Linked DNA regions of Homo sapiens: region 1 is linked to region 2. A link is an interaction called in ENCODE POLR2A ChIA-PET data of the cell type or tissue named here. Cell type or tissue: A673. All regions are shown on one strand. Links, peaks and the distances in the headings refer to the core of each region. The heading gives the core; the rest is flanking DNA.

Evidence for each region. ChIA-PET counts read pairs that join two places held together with the same protein. Peaks named below come from ENCODE experiments on the same cell type or tissue, not always from the same donor. Only the 100,000 strongest peaks of a DNase experiment are listed, where the experiment ranks them.
Region 1: POLR2A ChIA-PET joins it to region 2 with 12 read pairs; 4 of 35 experiments call an interaction of 5 or more read pairs at or near these places.

Annotation. Positions count from the first base shown.
Region 1 is chr11:88,443,137-88,450,063 of GRCh38, forward strand. No RefSeq gene overlaps it. Among named protein-coding and RNA genes, the nearest start is that of GRM5-AS1, 58 kb to the right of the region's middle. In A673, for the core only: no CTCF peak of the experiment used is centred there; no DNase peak of the experiment used is centred there.
Region 2 is chr11:88,351,459-88,358,349 of GRCh38, forward strand. The region is part of intron 1 of LOC101929174 (a long non-coding RNA gene); the gene reads left to right. Among named protein-coding and RNA genes, the nearest start is that of CTSC, 17 kb to the left of the region's middle. RefSeq lists a cis regulatory region at 6,090-6,295. In A673, for the core only: no CTCF peak of the experiment used is centred there; no DNase peak of the experiment used is centred there; H3K27ac peaks cover 480 bases.

The DNA.
Region 1 (6,927 bases), core at 2,480-4,979, 90 kb after region 2:
TCTTTCTCCAAAGTGTCTCCTTTACCCAGTCTTTGCACCATTTCTGTTTGTTCTGCTTCAGACTTTTTGAATTTACTTCTGGGCCTCAGGCTTTTGTTCTCAACCCTTAAAATTTGATATTATGCATTCCTGCTAGTTTCTGTGCACCTCTTTTAATACATGACTCCTGTTCTCTGTCCCAAGAAGACTTTCTGAGACCACCTCAGTCCTTGGAGGCTTGTTCTCTAGTCCTGCAGCTGTGAGTGGCACTACGTTAGGGCCATATCACAAAATGCATTATGCAGCATGCTAGGGAGTTTGAATTTTGTTTTGAGGCCAACAGTGAACTATTTATGATTTGTAAGCAAGGGAGTAACATGAACAGAATGGTATTTTGGAAAATATGTCTCTGGCTGCAGAATGGAAACAAACTGGCAAGTGATAAGAATAGAGGCAGGGCAATCCACGGGGAAGTTTTTTAATGGTTGAGACAATGTATAGGTGATGAACAGATAACAGAATGGAGATAGGGAAACAAATTCAAGTGGGAGCTAAATAATGTGTATACAAGGGCATAGTGTGTGAAATAATAGACTTTGGACTGGGAAGGGTGGGAAGGTAGGAGGAGGCTAAAGGATGAGAAATTACTTAATGGGTATAATGTACATTATTCAGGTGATGGCTACACTCGAAGTCTAGACTTCACCACTACACAATATATCTGTGAAACAAAACTGCACTTGTACCCCTTAAATTTATTTATTTTTAAAGGGGTCAGTCAGTAGGTAGAATGTCCTGTTATCAACAATCATCATAATCAACTTAGGCCAATCTTCCCTTTTACTTCTTAGAAAGACCTACTAATTTATTTACATTTTTTCTTTTTTTTTTCTTAAATTCTTCTCTTCAACTAAAATAAACAATTATTAATTCACAGAAATAAACCTTAAAAGCTAACTTTGACATCATCTAAGGCCCTTCATTCGCTGATGACAAAATAGAGGCTAAAATTGTCAGAGGTCACAAATACAGTTGTTTTCCTGTTTTCTAATGTAGTTTTCATGCCATTATACAGGGCTTTTGTTTTTCTTTCTACTCCTTATTTTTGCTTACATAAATTCTCAGTCAAATAAAACTATGCATTGTTTTCACATTCTGAGCTCTTTCTCCAGGGAGCAGGCAGGACTTAGAAAGGTCTTGTGAGAGAGAAACAAAATCCATCTACAAGTAGCAAAGATTCTACTCACCCACAGAGCCTCATCCCTCAGTCACTGGGCTGTAGAGCTCTCTCCTGAGTTGTTTTGTGTTATCATCCCGCCTGCTTCCAGCCTGGCGCTTATGCCTCCCCCTGGAAAGCTCACAATGTCTGGTTGGGGTGACTTTAAATGGAATGTCACCCCAGTGACACTTTTGTGGCTTTCCATCAGCATCTTCCATTAAGTGCAGCCAAGTGAGTGTCTGATGGACTGTGCAAAAGAGGCAATTTCCCAATTATGAGGAACTTCAGTTGTTTTAACAGTACCAAACCCTGTCATACACTTCTACTAAGGGAAGATACTGCTTTTTAGTAGGCACAGAGTACGATTCCCACACATAATAGTTTCTGTACTGAACTGTTTACCTTTAAAAGTCCACCCACTACTTCCATGTAACTGGCAACTGTTGTTAAATTAAATTTCTAAGTCAAATAAACAATATGTTTTTGGGGGGGATTCAGGACTAAAGAGCTTTGTGAATATCAAATTGCTTTGTCGGGGTTCACTCCAGGAATATTTCTTTTTTTTTAATCCACTGTCTATAGCTAATTTCAGAGTTTGAAGGTGTCCCAGAGTTCAGGAATGATTCTATGTTGTTTACATGCCATTGCTAAGACTCTTTAGTATTTCTTTAACCTCTCCCACAGAGAAAATTTCTCCCCAGCCTTATTTTTTTCTTTCAGTGAAATTTCTCCTTAGTACAGAACGAAATGCAGCTTCAGAAGTATCTCAGTATAGAATTTATTTTTCACAGATGAATATACTTACAGTTTCAAAAAAAAAAAGGAAGTATTATCAGCTGCAGCTCATTAGTAGACTTTATGATCAAGAAGGGACTTCAGAGGTCCTGCGTCTGATAGTTTGCAAATCAAATCATACGTCAGCATCAGTGTCACCATCTACCAGGTGGGATACGGAATGTGGGAAAAGAAGAAGGGGAATCTGAGCCCCACACTCCTACAGAGGAGAATGGTGAAAAGAATAATCACAAAAGGCTAAAGAATTTGCTGTACTGGTTCCTTGGTTGGTGGGTAGAAAACATGGATCTAATTTCCAGATGAGGAAAATTGGACAGAGAGAGTCAAGGGTTGCTCAGTGTCACACAGCTAGCCACTGGGCATTTGGAGTAGCAACTCTGAGTCTCTTGGCTCTACAGTTGTTTTTGTTTTAACTTTTAGCTTCAGAGGTACAGGTATAGGTTTGTTATATATGTAAATTGTGCACCATGGTGGTTTGGTGTACAGATTATTTTGTCACCCAGTTAATAAGCATAGTACCCAATAGGTAGTTTTTCTATCCTCACCCTCTTCCCACCCTTCACTCTCAAGTATGTCCCGGTGTCTGTTGTTCCATTCTTTGTAATGTGCATCTTGTATATGACACCATAGCTGCTATTGGGTCCACGCTTATGCCAAGTAAGACTGTCAATAAAGAGAGATGGAACCTGCCTCTCTTTCCTTAAGAGAACAGCTTTTGGAGTCTGAGATGTCTGAGTTTGAACTCGTCTTTCTCCACTGTGTGACTTTGGGTAAGATGTCAGGTTTCTAAACTTCAATCACTTCATCATTAGTATGGCAATACTGATGGCAAATATATACTATACCAGGTATATATGAAGATCAAACCATAAATGTATACATTTTTTTTTTTTGCTGGAGCCTGGCAATATGCTTAATATAAGTTGTCGTTATTATTAAGATTTTTAATCTTAACCATGAGTTTCCCCCTCATTTCATCTCTCTTATAAGGTGGGAGACTTCTCTAGCTTCCACTTTATTCTTAGGGTCCTCATTAAATGCTGCTTTCTACTCTTGCCTTGGGACTCCAAAGAGAGGTCTTTTAACTACAGACTCTTTAAAATTCCCTTGAGACGTTTTAGTAGTGAGAAACCACCATCATGTCCTACCAATCAACCATGACATTTTCCTAGAATATAATCAAATATCATCACTCTAACAAAACATTGCCAGATGCCTACATTGTCTTTAATAATGCAATCAATTGTCCTTATAATAACATTTCTGTCTTAGACATGAACATAATCTTTCAAATGCTTGTAGGCATATTTTTAATGATTTATCATCTTTAACTAATCAGTCACCAAGTCTTATAGATTATGCCTTGAGCTCCTCCCCTCAGTCCCATTGCTACAGTGTTGGTTCAGTCCCTGTTTGTCTTTTCCTTATCCTCAATATTTCTCCATAGAAGTCAGGACTTTTCACTGGCACCAGAATGGTCTTTCTCAAACACAATGATGAGCTCATCTTTCCCTACTTAAACTCATCAATGACTCAGTATTGGTATTCTCATCATCCATACCTAAGGATTCACTTTAGGGTAAAAATCAAAGTCCTTTATGAAGATGAACCCCTTATGTGTATAATTTTGCCATCTCTACAGCTATGTTTCTTGCCACTTTTCTGAGATCTGCATTCCCATCTATCCCCTCCACACTGTTGCAAATTATATCTATTTGAAATGCCTTTCTACAACTCTGTTTATACCTCACATTCCCCTTCATGTCACTTTGTCTGCTTATTTTACTCCTTTTTTTCTTCACATTTTTAGACCATCACTGTGGTACACAAAATAATGGCTCTACAAAGATATTCATTTCCTAATCCCTGAAATCTCTTATTATGTGTGATGATCAATTTTATATGCCAACTAGGCCAAACCACAGTACCCAGATATTTGGAAACTTGATTTCAAAATATTCAGAACTGTAAGATAACAAATTTGTGTTGTTTTTAAAAATAATTTGCTACAGCAGCGATAAGAAACTAATATAGATTTCAGTATCTAGAAGTGGGATGTTGCTATATAAATACCAAAGATGTGGAAGTGATTTTGGAATTGGGCATTGGGCAGAAGAAGGAAGAATTTTGAGGGGCATGATAGCAAAAACCTAGACTGCCTTAAATAGACTGTAGGTATAAATATGGATATTGACTACTCTGCTATTATGGACTCAGAAGGAAGTAAGAAGCACAGTAGTGAAAACCTATATTGTCTTAAGAGAACATCATAAACAGATTGTTGGTAGAAAAATGACATTAAAAGTGCTGCTGGTGAGGTGCCAGAAGAAAATGAGGAACTTGTTACTCAAAACTAGAGGAAAAGAGAACCTTATTCTATAGTGGCAGAAAGCTGGGCTGAATTGTGTCCTATAGTTACATGGAAAGCATAACTTGTAAGTAATGAAACTGGTTATTTACCGAGATAGATTTCCAGGTAAAGTGGTGATGATATGAACCAGTTTCTTTTTGTTGCTTAGTAAAATAAAAGAGAAAAGAAATAGCTTGAGAGAAGAACTGTTAGGAAAAAGGAATCAGAACTTTATTATTTGGAAAGTTCTCAGCTTATCCAAATTGTAAAAGATGCTGAAATTAGGAGATTCTCTGTCAGGAAAGCATGCTAAAAAAAAAGGAAAGAAAAAAAAAGGGAGGCGGGGAAGCATGCTCTGGACAGAATACCAAGGGTGTGCAGATCGATGATCAACGTTTTGCCAGTTGTTTGGAAGGATAAAAAAGTCAGAGTATTCAGTCACATGGTAGGCTCTTAGAAGAGACTGGGAATGTGACTCATGGAGCCCCTCAGCCATATAAGTGGAAGTCAGGAATAGAGATGGAATTATATAGGAAAGAGCTGTGGGATGAGCCTCTTGTCTAATGGAGTGAATTTCTGAGACATACATGAGAGTCCCCCAAGGATTTTAAAAATGTTCTATCATCAGAAACACTGCTAGCTTGAACTGAAAAAGAACGAAGGAAGACAAAATACAAGAAGGCTGTTATATTCCCCAAATTCTGCAAGAAGAAACAGGCTGAGAAAATGCTTCTGCTGCAAACACATGCTACCCTTCATGAAAAAGGAAACGATGACATTGGGGCAGAGCTGGGAGCTCAGATGGCAGAGCTGAAAACTGTTAGACCAAACTGCACCATGTTGTAAGCTGCCTGCTCTTTTGCAGACCTTGGTCAGAGGGAAACGTTTCATGGGAGTTCGGGCCTTGAGAAACATCCTGCCTAACCACCTGACCACAAGGTAGTCAGAGTCCCAACTAAAGAAACATCCCTATCACATCTTGCTGGACAAAGGTCCAAGGAACACCACGATGACATTCCGCTGGAACAAGAGCCAGAACTGCCTCATTATGGGAACATCTTATCAATATCTTGCCGGGCAGCAAGCTATACTGACCAGACCCCTCCCACCCATACCTATAAATTGCCCCAGCCTGTAAGCCGCGGTGGGATCTGACATTGGGCTGGTTCCCCACTTCTATAGGTTTTATGCTGGGCATAAAGCCTGCATTTACTGTTGAGCTGCCCTCTTTCTGTGTGTGTGTGTGTGTGTGTGTGTGTGTGTGTGTGTGTGTGTGTCTTTCTTTAACCCTTGCTTTCCCTTGAAAACCTAACACAAACCACAGAGGATAATTCCCACACTTTAAATCCTAAGGAAATTTGTTCAGTAGTATTTCAAAGTAGCTTGGGGCCAGTGACTTTTTTTTTCCTACTACCATTTTCTGTTCTATTTTGGGGAAAGAAAACTTGTTTTTTTGGGCTTCACAGGTTAATAGATTAAGAGAAATTTAAATAAAAACTACAATGAAATATCATCTCACTCCAGTTAAAAAAGTTTTTTTTTTTTTTTTGAGACGGAGTCTCGCTCTGTGGCCCAGGCGGGAGTGCAGTGGCGCAATCTCGGCTCACTGCAAGCTCCGCCTCCCGGGTTCACGCCATTCCCCTGCCTCAGCCTCCCGAGTAGCTGGGACTACAGGCGCCCACCATCATGCCCGGCTATTTTTTTTGTATTTTTAGTAGAGACGGGGTTTCACCGTGTTAGCCAGGATGGTCTCGATCTCCTGACCTCGTGATCCACCCGCCTCGGCCTCCCAAAGTGCTGGGATTATAAGCGTGAGCCACCGCGCCCGGCCTAAAAAAGTTTTTATCCAAAAGACAGGCAATAACAAACAGTGGCAAAGGTATGGAGAAAAGAGAACCCTTATGCACTGTTGGTGGAGATGTAAATTAGTACAGCCCCTATGGAACAGTTTGAGTGTTCCTCAAAAAACCAAAAATAGAGTTACCATGTGATCCAGCAACCCCACTGCTAAGTATATACCCCAAATAAAGGAAATCAGTATATCAAAGAGCTATCTGCACTCCATCTTTATTGCAGCATTATTAACAATAGCCAAGATTTAGAAGCAACCTGAGTGTCCATCAGTAGACAAATGGATAAAGAAGATGTGGCATATATACACAATGGAGTACTATTCAGGCATAAAAAAGAGTGAGGTCCTGTCATTTTTAATATCATGGATAAAACAGGAGGTCACTATGTTAAGTGAAATAAGCCAGGCACAGAAAGACACACTTTGCATGTTCGCACTTATCTGTGAGAGCTAAAAATTAAAACAATTGAGCTAACGGAGCTAGAGAGTAGAACAATGTTTACCAGACGCTGAGAAGGGTAATGGGAGATGGGTGGGTGTTTAATGGGTAGAAAAATATGGTTAGAAAGAATGAATAAGGTCTAGTAGTTGATAGCACAAGAGACTGACTATAGTCAACAAAAATTTATCATACTTTTTTTTTTTTTTTGGTGGAGTCTCACTCTCTCCCCAGGCTGGAGTGCAGTGGCGCAATCTCGGCTCACTGCTAGTTTTGCCTCCCGGGTTCACGCC
Region 2 (6,891 bases), core at 4,135-6,634:
TGTATATTTTTGTTTAATGAAGCATTTGATGGATCTAAATTTGGATATAATTTTTTTAAAAAAACATCTCATCTACCCTGATATTTTGTTTATTTTTAATTTATTAATTTCATCTTTTATTAGTTCTAATTTTTTCTTCCTACTTTGTCTCAGTTTGTTTTTTCTATTCTAATTTATTAACATAGTACTTAGTACCTCATTTTCAATCTTTTCCTTAAATAATAAAGACATATTAGGCTCTAAGTTTTCTTCTAAGACAAACTTGCATCCCGCAAGTTATAAAGTGCTTCTTTTCCTTTGTATTAAAAAGTTTATAATTTAGGTTTGATTTCTAGCTTGTTCTATAGGTTATTAAGGAGTCAGTTTCTTATTATAACAAGTTCAATTTTTATTATAATTTATTTTCTTATTTTAGTAGTTAGTTTGGAGAATGTGGCCTATAAAATGCCAATATTTAAGATTTTATTAATGCTTTCTTTGTGGCGAATTTTATGAAATGAACATATAAAAAATTATATTTTACTGCTCAACAGGCCTGTGATATACACTCACTGTGATTGTATTAAATCTCTTTATGAACTTGCTTTTTTTTCTTTTGTCTATTACAACTTTCAATTCTGAAAGAGTAATTGAAATCTTTCAATGTAAATTCACTCTAATTTTTCAGTTATTTTAATTATTTGTTCTTAATAGATTTAGTTGCTATGCTATTTGGTACACATCCATGTATGTACATTATATCTTGTTTGTAACTTATGCTTTTTGCCTATTCATAAGTGTTGCACTATAGCCCTCTCCTCTGGAAATTCTGCCTAAGCCTTCAGCCACAAATGTTCTCTCAAACACTTGTCAGCTTGCCAGTGCTGGGTTTTATCTCATTCTAGCATCTAGTTAAGATTGAATTTACAAGGAGAGAATTCTAGGAATGCAAATTCATACTGTTATTAGGTGCCTTATGTTTTTAATTTGTAATTTTTTTTCCTTTTTTGACTTCTATAATGTTAATAGGCCTTCTCACTGATGTAGGGTACAAATTACTGACAACAGTATTATTAATAAACTAGAAGGAACAAAGAAATTAAGTTAAAGGTAAGTGCTTGGAGAGAGGCTGCAGGTATGGGTATAATTCATTTTTTTGTTTGTTTGTTTTTTTGAGATGGAGTCTCGCTCTATCACCCAGGCTGGAGTGCGGTGGCACGATCTCGGCTCACTGCAACTTCCACCTCCCAGATTCAAGTGATTCTTCTGCCTCAGCCTCCTGAGTAGCTGGGATTACAGGCACACGCCACAATGCCCAGCTAATTTTTGTATTTTTAGTAGAGATGTTTCACCACGTTGGTCAGGCTGGTCTTGAACTCCTGACCTTGTGATCCCCCTGCCTCAGCCTCCCAAAGTGCTGTGATTACAGGTGTGAGCCACCATGCCCAACCTCATTTTTATAATAACAGTTACTGTTTATTAAGTGTCTATTATCTATAGACAATTTGTACATATTCACACTGTCTAATCCTTACAGGTGCACTATAAGGCAGGCATTATTTACTTCATTTTGGAAATGAAAAAGTGTTACAAACAAAGACATTAAGCATCTCAATAAACATGCAGTTAATAAGTAGCTAAACTAGAAAGCTTGGTTGATTTTCAGTTTATGAAAAGTTAGATACTTATTTCTTCCCAGTGTACCACACTGCCTTACTTGTATACAGACTAAAAAGATATTCTGGTTATACTGAATAAATGGTCATCCATATATAATATAATAAATATAATACTTTTTAAATCTTAAAAACTGTATTTATTCAATAAATATCTATTCAACATGGAGTACCTACTGGTAAGTGTTGCAGCTACTAAGCAAGAGGAAATGACAGGAGAGTAGATATTTTTGGAAAAAAGTTCATTCAAATGGGGATATGTCTTTGAAGCACCTGTGGGATATAATAATGGAGTTGTCTAGTAAAAGGCTGGGAATATTGATGTAGGACTCGGGAATGGTCATTCAATCTTGCAATAAATATTTATTGAGCATCTACTCTCTTCAAGGAATAGGCAGACAATGAGAATACTTACAAGGTGTTCAGGTTACCTCAGGCGCTGGCTAACACAGTTTTTATTAGTCATCACTAAATAAAGGAGAGCTGACGTTACAAGCATAGAGATCACCCAAAGAAAGGCTATGTCATGCAGGGGAAAAAGGGGAAAGAAAGGGCTGAAGATAGTTTAAAATAAAATTTAACAAAAATGTTTAAGAAAAGGGGTTCATAAAAGAGAAATTAAGATATGCAGAAAAAGGACCAAGTAAGAAAGAATGATATGATGAAAGCAAGGAAGTTTTGAGTCTAATATTTGATGAATGAATTTTTACTTCAGCCATCCCTAAGTCATAGCGAACTTTGGCTTCTATCTTCAGGACCATATGTCAAATTGGTGTCCCATTTGTTGGGCTCCTGGCAAATATTCCCAGCTTATTGGGACACTGATCAGAAATCTAGAGTCAACAGCCCCCAACTTTCTAGAGAACTTAGGGCCCCCTGAAACTGCAGTGTGGCCACTCCTGATGCACATTACTATGAGCATGTGGTTCTGTGCTACAGACTGAGCAGCATGTTAAACCTGATAGTTTTCATTATACCGTTATACCACAATGTGTCATATACTGAGATGCTTTTTAAACATTTTAAATGTCAGCTTATCATTTTTCTCTCATAAAAGGGTACAGAAACATTACCACAAGTTGAACTTTCTAGTTGCTTAGAACCTGGAATGAGGAGGAATAAATAAAGATTAGTGTCCCGTGCTGGACTGTCTTTCTTGGTTTTTCTTTAGAAAATTGAAAAGCTGTAGGCAAAAAATCTGTTGCATAATTGCAAGAGTTAATTAAGAAAAACCCATCTGCGTGTGATTCACATGACATGTCTGAAAGTCAAAATGAAACTATCATCTAATTTGCTGAACTAAGTTTAACATGGTTCCCTAGAAGGCTGAAAAAACAAACTGTTCCCTCTGTGATTATAATTTCTGATTTTGTTAAATTGAATCCATTAATAGAAAAACTATTGATTCAGGGGTATTATTAGGTATCTCTATAGACATAGAGACAATAAATATTTAGAGAATCTCTATGATTCTCCCTAGAACTCAATTTGCACAAAACTGTCATTTTAAATCACAGAAATACTCAAAATATCTGAAACATATATTGGAAAAAGTATCTGCTAGGAGCCAAGAAACCTGGCTTATAATTATATCTCTCTCACCAACTCATTTGGATGTTGAGAAGATCAAACTATTTCTGTGATTCATTACAGGTCAAATTAGGGATAATTGCCATGCCTATCTCACTAGATTTTTATGAACATTGAAAAAAATTCACTTTTTCAATAAAGATTCATTCATTCATACAAGTGCATATTTACTTACTCCATGCTAAGCTGTGTTAGCAGCAAGGAGTCAGCAATGAACATGGCAAATGAGACCCTTGCTGTCATGGAGCTTAAATTTAAGCCAGAAATAAAACTTCAGGTACATGTGGGTTGAGTATCACAAAGGTAAGTGTCAGTATCATAATGATAATGTATGGTAGTTTACGAAGTCAGAGAACTCTCTGAGAAAGTGATAGGCTGAGCTCTGCTGGGTAAGCGTTGTGTATGCCAACAGCATTTAAAGTCAAGGAAAGAACATGTTGAAAAGGTCTATAGAAATTTGAGGAAGTGTGAATAATCCAGAATAGCTAAAACCATGAGTGGTGGAGAAGAGGTGAAAGATTATAGTTATGAAAACACATTGTGACATGGCTAGTGAGAATACAACATGGTTTGAACATTTTGGAAAGCATTTTGGTAAAATGAAATAAGAATCTCAAATAATCTTTTTAGCATTTTATTAGATAATTTCACATCTGCACAGCTATCCTATTAAAAATAATATAATACACAGACAAAATTAAGAACAATGATGTTTATTAATGTATATTTGTAGTAGAGAAAAACAGAAAATTATATAGGTGTGGGCAAAAAATTACAGTTTGTGTAAATGAGGAAATATTTATAGCTAATAAAAATCTGTACATGGAGTTCATAATAATAGAAAATATTTATTTAATAATATTAAAAGAAAGAAGGAGAGGACAAGGCAGACATGGGCCCAGGTAAATAATAATCACTCCATGAATCTCTGTCACAATTGAGGAACTCTCAGATGAGGATATCCTAATTTTATACAGGGATTTCTGGCAAACCTCTCCACCTCTCCTCTGGAAAAGACAATATCTTGATTATGCCGGATTGTCTCCAGGAAGGAGATGGAAACATCTCATCTTTGATATCCTGGTCAGCAAATAAATCTGTCCTCTGACCTGTAAGGAGAGACCATTTCTAGCTTCCAAGAAGCTCTTTGCTATGGGAACAACCTTGAAAAAACAGCCTAACACAAGATCTATAGAAATGCCATGGAGAAATGCCTCTCCAAAGTCCTATTTTTTTTAACTTTTAAATTTTTTTTTTACTGTAAATATTTTTTAATGTTTTAGAAAGGGTTACTATTATGAGCACATGACATTCATTATGGTGGGAAAAACAGAAAGTTGGCTACGTAGTGACTTGAGTTTCTTCCTGCCTCATAAATGTCAGCTAACCTAGGAAAGTTTCTGACACTAGTTAGATGTAGCAACTTCTCTGAGCCGTTTCCATTAAATGACAGCTCAAGACATACTCTGTCTAAACTTGAATCTACTTTAAATTATATGATTTAGTTATTCCATGTAGCAGGGGCAAAAACCCAAACCTACAATTGAATGAATAATTGAAATTACTTAATTTAAAGGAAATTTCCCAGTCATAATATTAACAGTATATAGTTTAATTACTTGAGTCAAGTGATCCAATACATTATGCGCAGAAAGACCTTTATAAATATATTTTAAAATAAAGTTCAAGTAGTTTGACTCTATGCACATGTTAATTCCACAGAATATTTCTGGAACAAAAACAGAACTTGCAGTTTTGAAGATAAATGTTAAAAAAGTGTGATAAAAATTACTGGATAGTTAAACATAAGAGGCAAGGAAACTATAAAGTTCAAGAATATGTAGCTTATTTTCTCCATTCAAATCCAGTATGATGTCCTCAATTTGTAAGATGTTATGCAAAGAATATTGTCTCAAAATTACATTAGAGAAATAACTTTAGCGTTAGAAGACCTAACTTTGGCAGCTGCTTACTAAATGTATTATCTTGCGTAAATTCTCTGAGGTTTAGATATTCTCATAATAAAACAAAGATAATTCTTGGCTGGGAGCGGTGGCTCACGCCTGTAATCCCAGCACTTTGGGAGGCCGAGATGGGCAGATCACGAGGTCAGGAGATCCAGACCATCCTGGCTAACACGGTGAAACCCCGTCTCTACTAAAAATACAAAAAATTTAGCCGGGCGTGGTGGCGGGCCCTTGTAGTCCCAGCTATTCGGGAGGCTGAGGCAAGAGAATGGCTTGAACCTGAGAGGCGGAGCTTGCAATGAGCCGAGATGGCGCCACTGCACTCCAGCCTGGGGGACAGAGTGAGACTCCGTCTCAAAAAAAAAACAAAAAAAAAACAAAAAAAAAAACCCAAAGATAATTCTCACCTTAAAGAGCTGTTGTCAGGATCACATGTGATGATATATGTGAAACTATTTTGTAAACTGTAAGATTTATAATAGAAATGTAAAGGTTTATTACTACTAAACTGAGTGGTAGTGACTTTAATACGCAGAATATGATAAAGGCTGTGAGTTTTAAATACAGTGTGAGGAGAGCATGAAGAAGGGAACCATTAATTCTTCTAAAGGCAAGGAAGAGATTTGAATCTGAGGAGGAGAGGTTATAGCTAGTCTGTGATGGTGCAGATGTTTTGCTTTTAGAGTAAGAGCAAGAGTGAGAACTAGAGCTAGTGAGCAAGAGAGAGAAGGAGAAGATGAAAGAGAGACAGAGAGAGACAGAAAAAGAGAAACTGACTTAGGTAGGGTGACTTAGCAGAGGGAAAAATTTGGCAAAGAGATGAAAGTTTCTATTTTGTTTGCATAAAGTTTCAATGTGACAAAACAGTGAAATTTAGCTTAGGGGTAGCAATTTTTCTACTAGTTTATCACTGATGTCTGAAATTTCACTTTTATGATGAATTCCTTTGGGTCATTGAGAAAGCCCTCCCTGTTATACCAAGAATGCTTAGTCATTCCTTCTTCTGTACAACAGCTACACAGCGTACCTGCTTTCATCACCATATTGACTGCATGCTTCATTTAATTTATTTATTTGTCTGCCTTCCTTAGCATCTTTATAGGTGGTGGGCATGGCAGGAAGGTCCTGTAATTGACACTATTCAGGTTTAGAATAGGCTTCAATAAATATTTATTGAATGTAATTGCCTGTGGTTAAAATACAAACACTTCTGAGAACTGTAACAAAATACGCGTCATCAAAGTTAGCTAAGATTATTTTTCCCACAAAAATCCCTTAGGGATACTAGAAAAAGTGGTAAAAGATTTGAATTTATACAAAGCCCAGAGAGAACATCACAGTAGGAGGGCCCTGGGCCCTGAAGTGTGGGAGGTTTCCAGAGATTAAGAAAAAAGGAAAGGAGAAACATAGAAAAATAAAAAACCTTCATCCTCTTCATATTTTTTCTAAGAATCTGCTCTCCCAACCTTCAAGAAATTCATAGTTCTTTTGAGAAGAAAAGAGTAGCAAGCAGAAAACAATAAACAAGGAAGAACTTTATATCCGGGTTTTCCAAATTCAGACCATGTGAAGTTGATTTATGGAGTGGAGGAAGCAAAATGCATCAAAGACACATATTAATCAGTAGTATGTCTTCTATTCATGCATGACTTTCTCATATGTGCATATTAATAGACCCT